Regions from separate parts of the Homo sapiens genome. Here region 1 is linked to region 2. The links are chromatin loops, found by intact Hi-C in ENCODE. Cell type or tissue: natural killer cell. All regions are shown on one strand.

What was found. Hi-C counts contacts between places; a loop is a spot of excess contacts. Peaks named below come from ENCODE experiments on the same cell type or tissue, not always from the same donor. Only the 100,000 strongest peaks of a DNase experiment are listed, where the experiment ranks them.
Region 1: it touches region 2 in a loop (2.0-fold over the local background); 2 of 110 quality-filtered maps call a loop at or near these places.

Annotation. Positions count from the first base shown.
Region 1 is chr1:8,392,623-8,400,622 of GRCh38, forward strand. All of the region lies in intron 12 of RERE (arginine-glutamic acid dipeptide repeats), which reads right to left. Among named protein-coding and RNA genes, the nearest start is that of RERE-AS1, 28 kb to the right of the region's middle. RefSeq lists an enhancer at 3,107-3,306. In natural killer cell, no CTCF peak of the experiment used is centred here; DNase peaks (open chromatin) are centred at 3,159, 4,609 and 6,249; H3K4me3 peaks cover 279 bases; H3K27ac peaks cover 1,148 bases.
Region 2 is chr1:8,492,395-8,500,394 of GRCh38, forward strand. It overlaps RERE (arginine-glutamic acid dipeptide repeats), which reads right to left. Exons shown (of 23, transcript NM_001042681.2): 9 at 5,011-5,135; 10 at 2,669-2,768. It overlaps SNORD128 (small nucleolar RNA, C/D box 128), which reads right to left and starts at 2,519; the gene lies at 2,406-2,519. In natural killer cell, no CTCF peak of the experiment used is centred here; DNase peaks (open chromatin) are centred at 3,837 and 4,287; H3K27ac peaks cover 2,162 bases.

The DNA.
Region 1 (8,000 bases), 100 kb before region 2:
CCTGAAGTACGCATAACTCACACTAGCAGTAGAGTCCATCTATGAGGGACGTGGAGGCCCTCAAGAGATATGGTCAGCATCTGTTACGCCAGCACACCAGAGCAAACATCTGCTGCAAGGTTGTGCTGAAAACATTTCTATCAAGTGGGCCATCCTGTCTGGAAGATTACCAGCCCTGGAGGGATGTTTGCGAGCAAAGTTTCAGCTCTTCGTGAAGCAGCCCTCTGACCAAAGCAAGCGATACAGAGTGCTGCAGAGAACACGATGTGCATTCTCTGGGGGCATTTTCAAGGGTTTCCATTTCATAGAAAATGAAAGGATTCTAAACCATGTAGAGACGGTGGAAAATATAGTTGGATACTACCCAATGAAGATGTGCACCAAAATACCATGATGAAGTTTATCCTGAAAGTAGGAGAAGGAGAATGTGGTGGGCTTACTCATGAGAAGGAATAGCAAGGTGCTCAGATTGGACTTCTGCAGGGATTCGTCCCCAAGTTCCCAAAGACTCAACCTACCAAGAAGGAGGCTACTTTGCCAGAAACTGTCCTACACTTTATAGTACTTGATCTTACCTTTCCAGATGTTTCTGTGAATTTTTTAGTCTAGTGCACCATCAGTTCACCAACTGCTCTAGGAAGATCCAAATACAACAGTTCTTATTTCCGCCTCCATCAAGGGTAATAAATGCCAAGTAAGATGCAGTATCCTATTTAGCGTGGCCTGTGTGACTGGGGGCCCAAAGCCAGGAACCATAGCATCCACATCATCTGGGCCTTTCTGATTGGACCGTAGCATGACAAAGAGCAGTGGCTTAGGGGACCCTCCTTTCTCTTGCTGACTCAATCTAAACTGCTCTGGGTGAGCACTCCCCCTTTCCAAGTCCTGTTTAATTCTACTCATAAAATGGGGTTGGTTTTCTAACAGCTCAAGGTGTTTTAAGAATAATACACAGTGTTCATAAAGCATAATGGGCATCTCCCAACAAATGGACCCAAGCGCAGGCAAGGTCCATTTCTGGTTATTTCTGTTATCAATATTATTTGAAAAGCATAGGTAAGATAAAATAGCAACCCTCAACTCTGATGCATCCAGAACTGGGCAACTACATAATACAGAGACAATTTACATGAATGAAAGTTTAATGGCATCAAATCAACTATGGATTACTAGTATCCAGGTAAAAGTAAAAACTATATAGAGTTGAAAATGTTGCTAAGAAAATATATTAACATATAAAAATACCTTTTAAAACTTCCTTCATTTTTTGTTTATAATTTGAAGGGCAATTAGAAGCTTCAGATGATAGGAGCTCAAGGCCCACGATTTTGCCATGAAGGCTGGCCACCTCCAATCTCCACCTGGGGACTTAAAACACTGCAAAATCCTATACACCATAACCCAAGAAAAATCCCTGATTTCTCCACTAAGGGCTCCTGAGACCAGAAAGACAAGATGAAGGATGGTGACCTATACTTTGGGAAAACCAAATTAGCTGCCATTTCTTGACATTCTATAATCCCAACTTTCAATTTCTAATGCAGGTGGCTCTAACTGCACAGGTAGGACAGAGCTGAAATCCAATGTAAACAGACACAATTCATCTTGCACACAACACTATACAGAGCTTTCCCCATTATTAAAAAGCTTCACCAAAATCTTGATTGGAAGTATGCTAAACATACTGCCCACAATTCCAAATTAAACAATTTTGAGAAATATTTCTTGCTTTTCAGATTCTCAAAATATTTGAAGTTCGACAACTACATACAGGCAAGATCATTCTGACCATCAACTACTCAATTAATTCTCACTACTGTCCTGGGAAGCAGATAATATTATCACCATTTTATAGATGAGAAAACTAAAGCACAGAGAGATGAAATAATTTGTCCAAGGACAGCGGGAGTGGAAAAGGAATTCACACACATTTCCGTTTTCCAGTAATTTAACTTAAGAAAGGAGCTACTGCAGAGAACAAACTTATCAGTCATGGAATCCCACATCACTCAGTGCTGGAGAGGGGGAATGAGCAACAAAAAAGTGACAAATCATAAGGTCTGAGTCCCAACTCTCAGCCAGAGTCACCCAATTGCTTCAGAAGACTGTTACCCCAAGGAAATAAGAAAAAAATACGTTAACTTGCTCTGTAAACCATAAAATCCACTACTAGTATATATATATATTATATCTCCATGAAGCACTTACCACAGTTACACTTGGTTTTTGTTTGCATTTCTTAGCAGGTGATTAATACTTTAAGGGGAGAGAAACTGTATTACTCATTTTTATATCCTCAGCATCTATCTAAAATGTCTTTCCCATAGAAACTCAAACGTCTGTTGAGTGGTTGAGTGAGTAAATAAATGTAAATAAAATAAAAAAGAAAACATATTTTAAGGGCCAAACAGCCCAAAGGCATTCCATGAGGGAAGTTTGTTACTAAACTTTCAGATAAGGTGTCTAGTATTTCCTGTAATAAGATATTGTATATTCCCCTTCTCCTGCCCACAGAATAAATCAAGTACAAAGAAACTAAAAATAATAATACCAAAGAATGAGCAATTTCCGGGTCGGGTGCAGTGGCTCATGCTTGTAATCTGAGCACTTTGGGAAGCCGAGGCGGGTGGATCACAAGGTCAGGAGTTCAAGACCGGCCTCGCCAATATGGTGAAACCCCATCTCTACTAAAAATATAAAAAATTAGCCGGGCGTGGTGGCACACGCCTGTAGTCCCAGCTACTCGGGAGGCTGAGGCAGGAGAATAGCTTGAACCCGGGAGGCAGAGGTTGCAGTGAGCTGAGATCACGCCACTACACTCCAGCCTGAGCAACAGAGTGAGGCTCTGTCTCAAAAAAAAAAAAAAAAGAATGAACAATTTCCTCTTTGGTCTTGTCTGCATAAAAAAGGAACCTCTCCTGCTCAGCTATGCAGGCACCTGGAGACATTTGAAGCTGGAGGTAGGAAAAAAAAAAGGTGAAGGTGAGCTTGACCTAGAAGGGCAACTGTGAACAAGGTGCTTTGAGGAAGCAATGTCAAACCTGTGTGGACCTTTTTGTAAACAGGTTAATTTCCTAAATTCTTTTGTGGGAATATAAGACATCCGTGTTTCTAAAACGGGAGAGGAGAGGAAACAAAAACCAAAACCAAAACCACCACCATGCACTGAAGGCCTGCAGTGGGGGCACAGGAGGAAGTATGAGAGGTTCCATGCCTGAGTTGTGATGTTTGCAGAGAATTAGCCAGTGAGAGTGCCCAAGGAACACGGGAGCACAAATCTGAGAAGGAACACTCGAACGAGGACCAATTCTATTATTATTATTCTGCTCTGTAAGGCATAGGTGACACCACCCCTCTCTCTGTGCTTAAAGGACAGCCATTCCATTAACTACCCACCTTGAATGGATTCCAGAGAAAGACTTTGTTCCCCAAGAAATATTAGCAAAAGCCTTCAAGCCAGGGCTAAGAGCCTTAGTGACAAGTGAGAAGGCACAGAACAACTGAGCAGAGATCATCTCTTGAAAACCTATGCTAATTATCCTGTTTCTACCATCAGGAAAGTGGGAGGGGGGAAGGGCTGCTGTGCTATCACTTGGGGTCCATTCTGGGGTCAAATTTGAATCCCAGCTTCTAGAGCTGAATTCAATGTGGAGTTTGTTGTCCATGCCAAAATTCAAAGGCTGATCAAGTTGAAGAACGTGACATGGACATAATGTGAAGTACATGAAAACTCACATACAAAGTACCTGCCCTCCTGGAACCAGTCCCCAGTTATCACAGAGCCGAGAGGAAACCAGTCCCCTATTATCAAATCCTCTTACTCTTGACTAGAGTGATGGAATTTGGGAAGAATGCAGCAGACTTCTAAAGACTGCTCAGCTACAAGCAGGATCTTCATCTCCTTTTCAGCTGTGGATAACAACGGAAGCAGTCAGCCGTCTAATAAATCAAGTTTAATTTTAACAGCATGAAGTATTGCCCGCTTTGTAATTATACTTCCAAAGGTAAAACCCAACTCGAATTAACTTAAAAAAATTGTTATTGAGGTAAAATTCACATAACATAAAATTAATCATTTTAAAGTTTACAATTCAGAGGCAGTTAATACATCTACAATGCGTGCAGCCCTCAGATCTAATTCCAAAACGCTTTCATCATCCCCCAAAGGAGACCCCTCCCCCTCATTAAGCAGTCAAAGTGAACTTTTTCCACAATGGCATTCTTTGTGATATATCATGCTTTCTCCACAGTATCAGTTTATTCACTTTCAACAGCATCTTTGCATTTTAAAGGTAAGGGAAAACTCAAAGGACCATGAGAACTAACACTCACAAATGTGCTTTCCAGTCTACCACGTGACTGTATACACATCTGGTGAGACAGTTATCTCAGGCAAAATGTACTGTGTGTCTTCCCTGGGAGGAGAAACAGGAGCTGATTCTAATGGAATGTTTACTATGTGACAGATACTGAGTCAGAAACAGCACAGCAGCTAAGACTGGGTGCTCTGCAACCACACTGCCCAAGTTCCAGTTCCAATTCAGTGTGAACTCTGTGTTCTTTGGGCAAGTCATCATAATCTCTCTGCCTCCTTTCTCTTCACACGTATTGTGATGGCAACACCACCACTTGCCTCATGGAGATGCTATGAAGGTTAAGTAAGTTCAAGTGCTTAGAACAGTGCCTAGTGCATAATAAGAGCTCAATCACTGCTGCCTTATTCGACTTTCACTACGACTCTGAGGGAGGTTCTATTTGTGCCCCCATTTCATTACTGAGGAACTTAAATTTTACAGCATCTAAGAGACTTACCCCAAACCCCCAGAGAATAAGTGGGATAGCTGGGATTTGAACTCAATTCTGAGTTCTGTTGGCTTAGCAACCATTCTGTAAAATGTACCAAGGAACAAAACCTTTCTGATCCCAGTTACCAAACTCATGTTGAGCAAAATCACACTCACACAGGAAAAAAAAAAAAAAACACATGAAACTGTCACCAAAATGGCAATAACCCAACTGTGCTACAGTTTTATTTCCTGCTGGCTTCTCAGTTCTCTAAGCCTTGAGGATCCACGCGCCTTAGACCATTATTACCTCCTCCCCCATATGCAGTAAGTTCCTGACTCTTCTGATCTTTCCTGTTCTTACTGGGCACCATCCCCCAAGACCTTCTGCTATTTGTACTTTCTGATTTCAGGCTCTTTATTCTCTGATACACACTGTTGCCAGAATAATCTTCAAAAAGATTGACTGCAACTTTCAACTTTAATTCAATCATACAAATATTTCTTGAGCATCTAGGTGCAAGGCACCATGATGAAGATAATGTGAGTAAGACAGTCCTTGCCTTCAGGAGCTCAATCCAAAAAGGGAGGTGTAAGATAGAATTTCATAAGACAATGCAGAGCCAGAGAAAGGCCCTAAGAGAGGCATGATGTTCTACAGGGGTATTCAAAGGACAGAGTTATATCCTCCTCAGATTAGAGAAAGATTAATGAAGGAAATTAAGTTTAAAAATGTAGAGCATTTCCACATGGAGTAACAGAAGGGCAGGCATTCTGGGCAGAACACTGCAGGAAGAAATGGCAGACAGGAAGCCTGAGTGTTTGGCAAGGGCCAGAGGTGCAGAAAGAAAAGCAGTAGGGAAGGGGCTTGGAGAAGCTGATTTGGACCACAGTATAAAAGGTCTTGACTCTCAGGCAAGGGGGTTAGTACTGAGTGTGGCTGATGAAATCTCCATAGCTTTGCTCTCCTGTGTGCTTTGCTCAGGGTTGGTTCTCACCATCTCCCCATCACTCAAGGCCTAGTTCAAGTCTCAGCTTCTTCCTGACGTGTGTCTTGACCGCCCCAGTGTAAAATAAGATCCTCTTCTATTAACAACGACCATCTCTACAATTTATTTGGCAATTAATCACGTAGTGCTTCTAACATCTGTTATCAGTCTTAAATGATTTTTCCTTTTTCTTATTATTTATCATGCGTATTTATGTTTTGACTCCCCAGTGAAGTATTCACTGAACTCTAGTGTGGGGGAGGAGTCTTCCCCAACTCTGGAAGATCACCAGAAAATACGCAGCCTAAAAACAGATTTTGTCAGGTGACTCTGATGACCAGTTGGGTATGCAATCCACTACACCCATGGAATCTGGCACAGGGCCTTGCTATACATCGAAAAATTTGCTATTTTTACAGGTATCTGTGATTTTCACTTCATATCTCAACAACAAACAGGTGCATCAATGTGCGCGGCCACTAGGAGTACATGAGAGTACCTGCTTTTCAACAACCTCACTTCTACTTAGAACTGATAAACTTTTTTGTAAATATAACGGGTGTGAAGTAATATGTGTATTTTAATTTGCATTTCCCTGTTAGTGAGGCTGCAAAACTTTGCAGACTTTTCAGATTTTCTCAGCTAAAACTACCTGTTCTCATCTTTCACCCATTTTTCTATTGAACTGCTTGTGTCTATTATAGATTTCTACAAGTTCTTCATGCATTCTAGATACTAATCCAGTTATGTTATAAATATCTTCTCTCAGTCTGTCACTTTTTTCTCACTTTATGGTTTCCTATAAAACACAGACTTTTTAAGTCTTAATATAGATAAATATATTATCATTTACTTTTTGAGTTGTACTTTTTGTACTATTTCTTATAAACCCTTCCCTACTCAGGGAACATTAAAATGTTCTATTTTCTTACAGTTTTAAAGTCTTGTTTTTCCTGGCTTTAACTTATCTGAAAGTTACAATCTTATTTTATTTTGTTCCCATATGCCAGCTAAGCCCATTGGTCCCAAACCATTTACTGAATAATTGGTTAGTTCCCCACGGATATCACATAGTTCTGCCCCCATTACACTGACGTCTCTATTTTGCATCAATACCACCAGGTCTTAATTACTCTAACTTTACAAGTCTTATCTCATTTGTATAAAGCCTATCTTCCTTGTTTCTTACTCAATTTTCTTGCTATTCTTGGACCTTTATTCTACCACACAAATCAGTCTGCTGGTTCCACAAAAAAATCCTGTTAAAGTTTTGATTGAAATGATATAGCAATGAGAGAGTAAGGGGATCTTTATAATGCAGAGTACTTTTTCCATTAACATCGGCGCATCATCTCTCCATTTATCTACGTCTTTTTTTTAGGTCTTTTAATATTTTATTATGTCTTTTTTTAAAAAAAAAAATAAAGAATTTGCATATCATTTGTTGTACTTACTGCTAGGAATCTTATAAACTATAAGTTTCTGTAGCCACTGTGAACAGCATTTTTTTTTTTAAGAGACAGAGTCTCACTATGTCATTCAGGTGGGACTCCAACTCCTGGGCCTAAGTGATCTTCCTGCCTCAGTCTCCTGAGTAGCTGCAACTACAAGGTCATCCCACTGCACCCGGCTCAGTATTTTTAATATATTACATTTTCTACTTTGTTGGTGGTGGTCCATAGGAATACTACCAATTTTTTAAAAATCTTTAAACTGTAAAATTTTTCTATATTTTCATTTGCTCCACTAATTAAGTGTCTACATTTTTAATATAAATATATCACCTACAAATCAGTTTTGTCTCTTCCTTTCCATTCCTGTGTCATATGTGTGTGTGTGTGTGTGTGTGTGTGTGTGTGTACATATATATTATAGTTTGACAAAGTCATGCTCTGTTACCCAGACTGGAGTGCAGAGGTATGATCATAGCTCACTATAACTTGAACCCCTGGGCTCAAGCAATCCTCCCACCTCAGCCTCCCAAGTAGTGGGACTACAGGCGCATGCCACCATGGCCGGCTAATATTTTTATTTTTTGTAGAAATGAGGTCTTTCTATGTTACCCAGGTTGGTCTTGAAATTTTGGCCTCAAGTGATCCTCCCTCTTTGGCCTCCCAAAGCACTGAGATTATAGGAGTGAGTCACCTCACCTGGCCATATATTTATATACTTTTCTATAAACACACATATATAGGGTCTTTGTCCAATTGTGTCATATAGAAATCTG
Region 2 (8,000 bases):
TCTTCATTATTCAAAATTCAACTGATAGCACAGTTATGAAAGCAGGATTTTTTTCACAAAGCTTTTATACAGAGAACAACTGGCCAGACATGGTGGCCCATGCCTGTAATCCTAGCACTTTGGGAGTCTGAGACAGGAGGATTACTTAAGACCAGGAGTTTGAAATCAGCCCTGGCAACAAAGTAAGACGATGTCTCTACAAAAAAAATAAAACTTAAAAAAAGGCCAGGTGCAGTGGCACACACCTGTAATCCCAGCACTTTGGGAGGCCGAGGCAGGAGGATCACTTGAGCCCAGGAGTCCGAGACCAGCCTGGGCAATACAGTGGGACCTCATCTTGACAAAAAAAATTTTTATTTAATTAGTCAAGCATGATGGTGGGCGTCTATGATATCAGCTACAGCTCTTGGGAAGCTAAGGTGGGAGAAAAGCTTGAGCCTGGGAGGTTGAGGCTGCAGTGAGCCAAGACTGTGTCACTGTACTCCAGACTGGGCAACAGAGCAAGATGGTCTCAAAAACAAAAATTAGCTGAGTGCGGTGGCACATGCCTGTAATCCCAGCTACAGCTACTCAGGAAGCTGAAGTGGGAGGATCACTTGAGCCTGGGAGGTCAAGCCTGCAGTGAGCCTGCAGTGAGCTGTGACTGTGCCACTGCACTCCAGCCTGGGTGACAGAGCGAGACTTTGCCTCAAGAAAAAACAACAACAAACAACAACAACAGAAAAAAGTTCCTATCAAAGACTTTCTCTTTGTACACACACTTTTAAGGTATTCTGAATTCACAGACATTCATATCTAACCTACCACAGCCTCTACTGGGCAGTAGTATCATCAACCTCTGAGTTTCAGCTTCCTCATCTGTAAAATAATCTTAAAGGCCCCTTCTGGCTTAATCATATGCTCAAAATAAAGATTTTGTATTTAAAACTAACCAACAAAAAAATCCCCACTAACTATCCTATCGAATCAGTGACAATGTACACAAACACACAATATTTATGACAATGTGAAAAAACATTCTCTTATTTACAGAATGGCATATCCCTAGCAAAACCACTCAAATGTTATATCATACTCAAGAAACCTAATTATACTAGGAATAAAAATCAGCCATATCACGCAGATATCTACGTTTCCTCAAAAGCAAGCTGCACAGTAGATTTCTAAATCAGGAATGGGGACTACTTTCTTCCCTCTGTTAGGAACTTTTGGGACTGTCAGTATTTAAGTCATCTAGCCGCCTCGGATTCTCCTATTTAGAAACTGGGACAGATGATCTTGAAAGTCTCTTCTAACTATAGTGACCTCTCAAGAAATTAAAAAAAAAGAAAAAAGAAAAAGAACAAAGGGGTGCTTAAATGACATTTGGTTAATCATCAGAAGAGGTGCTTAGCCTCATACTCAACAGCCTACATACACATACACAACGATGCAGACTATCAATATATCAGAAATTGATTCCATAAATATCATTAGCTCTTCAGATTTAATGGTTTCACATTAGTAATGATAGAGAGGAATTATTTCATGTAACTTTAAAATACATTAATATTCCTATACAGCCCCATGGGATATAGCCTAAGGCCAAAACAAATAAAAACAACAACAACAAACAAAGAACGAAAGACAACTGGTTTCAGTAATCATATTGTTTGCAGCAGTGTGTTGTTATCTGAGCTGCTGTGTGTTTATTATGGGATTAAAGTAGATGAGTAATTATGATGGTATGTCATGCAACCAACTCAGTAACATTAGCCTCATTTCCCTTTACTTTTAATTTTTTAGAAATTATTCGTGTAAAACTTTTTATAGTCATGTAAAATATTAACATGTTCCAAAGTATACTTTATAAAAAACAAGTTTATGCAAAAAAGTTTAGCTTCTTCCCATCCCTCCATGTGCTTTAAAATAAATACATGGTCTCAGAAACAGTGAAGTACAAAAACACGGCTTCTAGATTCCAATCTTGGGGGTATGACCTTAAATTGTGACTTAATCTCTCTCAACTTATTTCCTTATGTCTAAAAAGGTGATAATAATAGAACCTAGAGGCCGGGCGTGGTGGCTCACGCCTGTAATCCCAACACTTTGGGAGGTCGAGGTGGGAGGATCACAAGGTCAGGAGATTGAGATCATCCTGGCTAACATGGTGAAACCCCGTCTCTACTAAAAATACAAAAAATTAGCTGGGCGTGGTGGGTGTCTGTAGTCCCAGCTACTCCGGAGGCTGAGGTAGGAGAACGGTGTGAAGCCGGGAAGCGGAGCTTGCAGTGAGCTGAGATCGCGCCACTGCCAGAGCGAGACTCCATCTCAAAAAAATAAAAAATAAATAAAAATAAAAATAGAACCTAGAGGTGGTTGTGAGGATTAAGCAAGATCTTCTATGCACAGTACTTGGCTTTGTGAGGCCTCAGTTAAGTATCAGGTGCTATTATTAGGATCTCATTTGAGAGTCACCTCAAACCTGCAGCACAGACACAGATTAGGAAATGAACCTGCAGGTGCCACATCACTGGCCTGGAGCCCCCATGGCACCCAACAGCCAAGACCACAACTCACTCCTGAGTCTACAGGCGACTTCATGCTCCGCACTCATCACACATTCCCTACAGCCAGTTCAGGGGAAAAAGAAGTGTCTTCCCACTCAGGGTGACTTCAAAAGACTTACTGTGTTCAGTGCATTCAGAGTGGTGTCATCCCGAGAGGCTGCGACACAGCCGTCCTCTGTAGAGCCTCCATCACACATTCCTGCAAATGCCGCCATGCTCCTTCAGAAGAAAAGGTTTTTCCTTTATTAGTACATAGTAATATCAGGACAGAGACTTAGACCTTCAATTTTCAGAGGACATTTCCAGCCCAGAACAAATTCCATTACTACACGCATGATGAACCAGTTCCCAGCTCTGCCTCTGCTCCTATTTTTTTTTTTTTTTCTTTTGAGATGGAGTCTCACTCTGTCATCCAGGCTGGAGTACAGTGGCGCAATCTTGGCTCACTGCAACCTCCACCTCCAGGATTCAAGGGATTCTCCTGCCTCGGCCTCCCGAGTAGCTGAGATTACAGGAACACCCCATGCCCAGCTAATTTCTGTATTTTTAGTAGAGACAAGGTTTCACAGTGTTGGTCGGGCTGGTCTCGAACTCCTGACCTCAGGTGATCTGCTCACCTCAGCCTCCTAAAGTGCTGGGATTACAGGCGTGAGCCATCACGCCCAGACCAAAAATAAATTTAAGTTCCTCTTCACTCACGCAGAAAGACATATGTTACTTTTAGTCAGATCCATTTGTATTGTTTCTTCCCACGTTTTAGCAGTACTAAGATTTTAGATTTGAGAGCATGAAGAATCTAAATCTATGAGCCACAATATTTCAGTAGATGACAATCTTCTGAAAGAAAAGTCTCCAGAAAACATGTGAAATTAAGTCATCTAAAATTTTACTTAATTCCTCTCATTCTGCATATCAACTACCTTTAGGTGAATTAAAAGTAAAAAATCATGGCTGGGTGTGATGGCTCATGCCCGTAATCCCAGCACTCTGGGAGCCTGACGCCAGAGGACTGCTTGAGGCCAGAGAGTTCAAAATCAGCCCTGACAACATAGAGAGAGAAAAAAAATATATTAGCCAGGTATGGTGGTGCATGCCTGTAGTCCTAGCTACTGGGGAGGACGAGGTGGGAGGATGACTTGAGCCCAGGAGGTTAAGGCTGTAATGAGTCATGATTATGCCACTGCACTCCAGTGTGAGACCCTGTCTTAAAAAAAAAAAAAAAAAAAGGTGAGAAACCAGAGATAAAACCTCTTAGTCATTCACTCCACTTACACATTCTCATCTCTACTGAATGCCACCATGCACAACACCGTTGACTAGAAAACAGCCAGGTAACTGGGGCAACACAGAAAGGACCCCATCTCAACCAAAAACAAAATTAAAAATAGCCGGGCATGGTGCCACGGGTCTATAACCCTAGCTACTCAGGAGGCTGAGGCAGGAGGATCGCTTGAGCTCAGGAAGTTAAGGCTGTAGTGAGCTATAATTGTGCCACTGTACTCCAGCCTGGGTGACACAGCAAGACCCTGTTTCAAAAAAACAAAACAAGTAACAACCAAAAAAAAAAGAAAAAAAGAAAAAAAAGAAACCCACAAACCCATCCAGGGTTAAAATTCAGATGCCCTAATCCTTGCTTTCATGTTTTTGTTGTCGTTGCCAAGACCCAGAATCACTACATACAAAGTCTGCCTGCCTGCTCTGTGACACCTGCTCTGTGACGACCGCTCTGTGGTGCCCGCTCTGTGCCGTGTGAGGAGCGAATTCACACTTCTCTCTGCATCGAAGGCATTTGTATGTTCTATGCAACTGCCACGAGGGTGATCACAGATAAATATTCTCATGTAGGCAAGCCACAAAAATGTCAAGTTCAGGACAGGCACTAATGAACAGCCACAAAGTAGAGACAGAACATGAAATCTGTAGAGGGTTTTGTTTTTGTTTTAAATTTTACTTTAAGGTCCAGGATACAAGTGCAGAACGTGTCGGTTTGTTACATTAGGTATATGTGTGCCGTGGTGCTCTGCTGCACCTATCAACCCGTCATCTAGGTTTTAAGCCCCGAATGCATTAGCTATTTGTCCTAATGCTCTCCCTCCCCTCACCCCCACCCCTCTGTAGTGGGGTTTTCAGATGAGCTGAATGACTGAAGTACTCAACTGGATTGAGAGGTTTTGGTAACTGTATGTATGGCCTAAGCTGTTTTCCTCTTGAAAAGTTCCAAAATTTGATGTGGGGCAAACACCAAGAAGAAAAACATTACTTCATCATGAAAAAAATTACTTCAAACTATTTTTCTCTGGTAAGAAGAGCCAGGGTCCCGATTACAGAGGGTGTAACCAAACTTAAAGTCAGAGAACGCCCAATATAGAAATAAAATCTCAGGGGAAATGCAAAGTTTACTGCCTATAATCAGTTCAGATGGTCTAATTCAGAAAGCAGGATGGGGGTAGATTCCTATTACCTTGCTGCCCTCAAGTACATAAGGAGGTCACAGTCGTTAACTCCAGGCATCCAGACCAGTTCCTCATGTTGGGTCACTGTATCACCATCTGGAGAAGGAAATGGTTGCAGATCTGGAAGTTTGGCCTGTAAGACAGGGATGAGTAAGTCACAATCAAGGCATGTATTAATTATAAAGAGCTATCTCAATAAGCAGTCTTTAGGAACATATACAATGTTTTACTGAGACTCTTTCCTTGGACAGCAGAAAAATAACAACAAAACCATGAGTCATTTAAACTGACCTATTTCACATGTCAGGATCATTTCACCATAGAAGATTTCACAATAGACTGCTTAATATCTGCTTAACAGTGTCAAAGTAAACCAGTGCCAGCATGATACCAAGAGTAAAACTGAAGCACACACATATGCATAAAATAAACAAAAAAACAAAATAATGTCTTTAGATGATAACAGCTATTGATAAAGAAGGAAACACACATACATTTCCAATATAACAAGTTGACAAAGAAGACATATGCAAATGATACCTCACCTAAGGATATTTGCTAAAAAATTAAGTGAGCTATCCTATTAGAATAGTGTTACTCTTAAGACAGTCAATAGCAATATAAGTCATGGTCAATACCAAAACTAGATGAGTATTAAGTAAACATTAAAAAATATAGTTGAGGCCAGGCCTGGTGGCTCACGCCTGTAATCCCAGCACTTTGGGAGGCCGAGGTGGGTGGATCACAAGGTCAGGAGTTCAAGACCAGCCTGGCCAAGATGCTGAAACCTTGTCTCTACCAAAAATACAAAAAGTAGCCGAGCACGGTGGCGGGCGCCTATAATTCCAGCTACTCAGGAGGCTGAGGCAGAGAACTGCTTAAACCCGGGAGGCAGAGGTTGCAGTGAGCTGAGATCGTGCCACTGCATTCCAGCCTGGGAGAGACAGAGCGAAATTCCATCTCAAAAATAAAATAAAATTAAACTAAATTAAATTTTAAAAATTTATATATAGTTGAGGCTGGGCATGGTGGCTCACGCCTATAATCCCAGCACTTTGGGAGGCTGAGGTGGGTGGATCACCTGAGGTCAGGAGTTCAAAACCAGCCTGGCCAACATGATAAAACCCCGTCACTACTAATAATACAAAAATTAGCCAGGCGTGGTGGTATGTGCCTGTAATCCCAGCTACTTGGGAGGTTGAGGCAAGAGAATCGCTTGAACCCGGGAGGCAGAAGTTGCAGTGAGCCAAGATTGTGTCACTGCACTCCAGCCTAGGTGACAGAGCAAGACTCCATCTCAAAAAAAAAAAAAATAAAAAAAAAAAAATAAATATATACACACACACACACACACACACACACACACACACACATATGTAGTTGAATTGACCTGTGGTAACAGAAATCAGGGCAGTGATTTCTTTACGAAAGAAGGAATTGCTTGTGAAGAACAGGAAGGACCTTTCTGGGATGACAGAAATGTTCTGTGCCTTGATACGAATCATCACGGCAGATTGAAAAGCATACATAAGATACGAACAATTCGCTGTACATAGAGTATACCTCAATAAAAAGAATTTAAAAAAATATTCGAGCAACAGTGCTCCCCACCAAGACTGTAAGTGATCAGATTTAAATACCTGTGGCATTTTCTCACCCACACTCTGCTGGGACAGAGCAAGAGCAAGCAGGTGCCATGACCACCATAACCAGCAGAGACCTGTGAAAAGTCAGATATTTGCAAGATACTCATGTTCTCATCCTGTCAAATGATGACCATGGGCACATGAGTCTGATAGAGCTCCATGGGACATGAAGCCTGGGCAAACAATTTAAGTGAATGCAGCAGGCTGAATATAAGCCAGCACCATCCAACAGAAATAAAATAAGAATTATATATTTAATTTTAAATATTCTAGTAGTCACGTTAAACAAAATGCCATATCCCAATCTGGACTAGCCATATTCCAAGTGCTGAACAGCTATGTGTGGCAGTGGCTCCCGACCTGGATGTGCAGGTGTGAAGAACTCAAGAGTGAAGTGGACCACGGGGAAATGGAGATAGAACCGCCCCATCCAGGGAATGCTGCCACACAGGAATGGGACCCAGTGTGTGTACATCCTCCATCTTTTTCCAAATTCCAGAAATCTTCACATTTATGTAAAAGTTTGTGGTTTTAAATGTTGGTATTCAAGTTTTTGAGGCAACTGCATAGCAAAACATCACATTAGTAGGCCATGTGGCTCTCAGGCTAGCCATCAGCACCCACACAGCTTTACAGGCTGTCTTCCATGCCTCTAAATGTGTATCAAGCTGACTTTCTCCAAGCAAGGATGTTCTTCTTTGGTTAAGTATTGACTTCTCTAACATTGAACTGAGTGTCACAATTAGTTCTGCTTAACACATAGTGAAAATAGTGGGATAAAATTAAAACACAATGGGCCTGGCGTGGTGGCTCACGCCTGTAATCCCAGCACTTTCAGAGGCCGAGGCGGGCAGATCACCTGAGGTCAGGAGTTCGACACCAGACTGACCAACACGGTGAAACCCTGTCTCTACGAAAAATACAAAAATTAGCCAGGCGTGGTGGCACACGCCTATAGTGCCAGCTACTTGGGAGGGTGAGGCAGGAGAATCGCTTGAAACCTGGGAGGCGGAGGTTCCCGTGAGCTGAGATTGCACCACTGCACTCCAGCTTGGGTGACAGAGCAAGACTCTGTCTCAAAATAATAACAACAATAATAATAACAACAACAATAACACAACAAATGTTGGAGTCAAAAGGTCTTTGACACTAGTACTGAGTTCTGCTTCCCCAGCACCGAGTACAGTACTGGGTACAGCAGTTCTCTAATGTCTGTTATTAATCGAAAAGTACTATTACTGTGAGCAGGACCAACCTCCCCCCCATTCTTGAGAAAAATGGACTAGAAATATAATTAGACAGTTTACAGAAAAAGAAACGAAAATGCCTCTTAATCATAAGAATTGATGAGT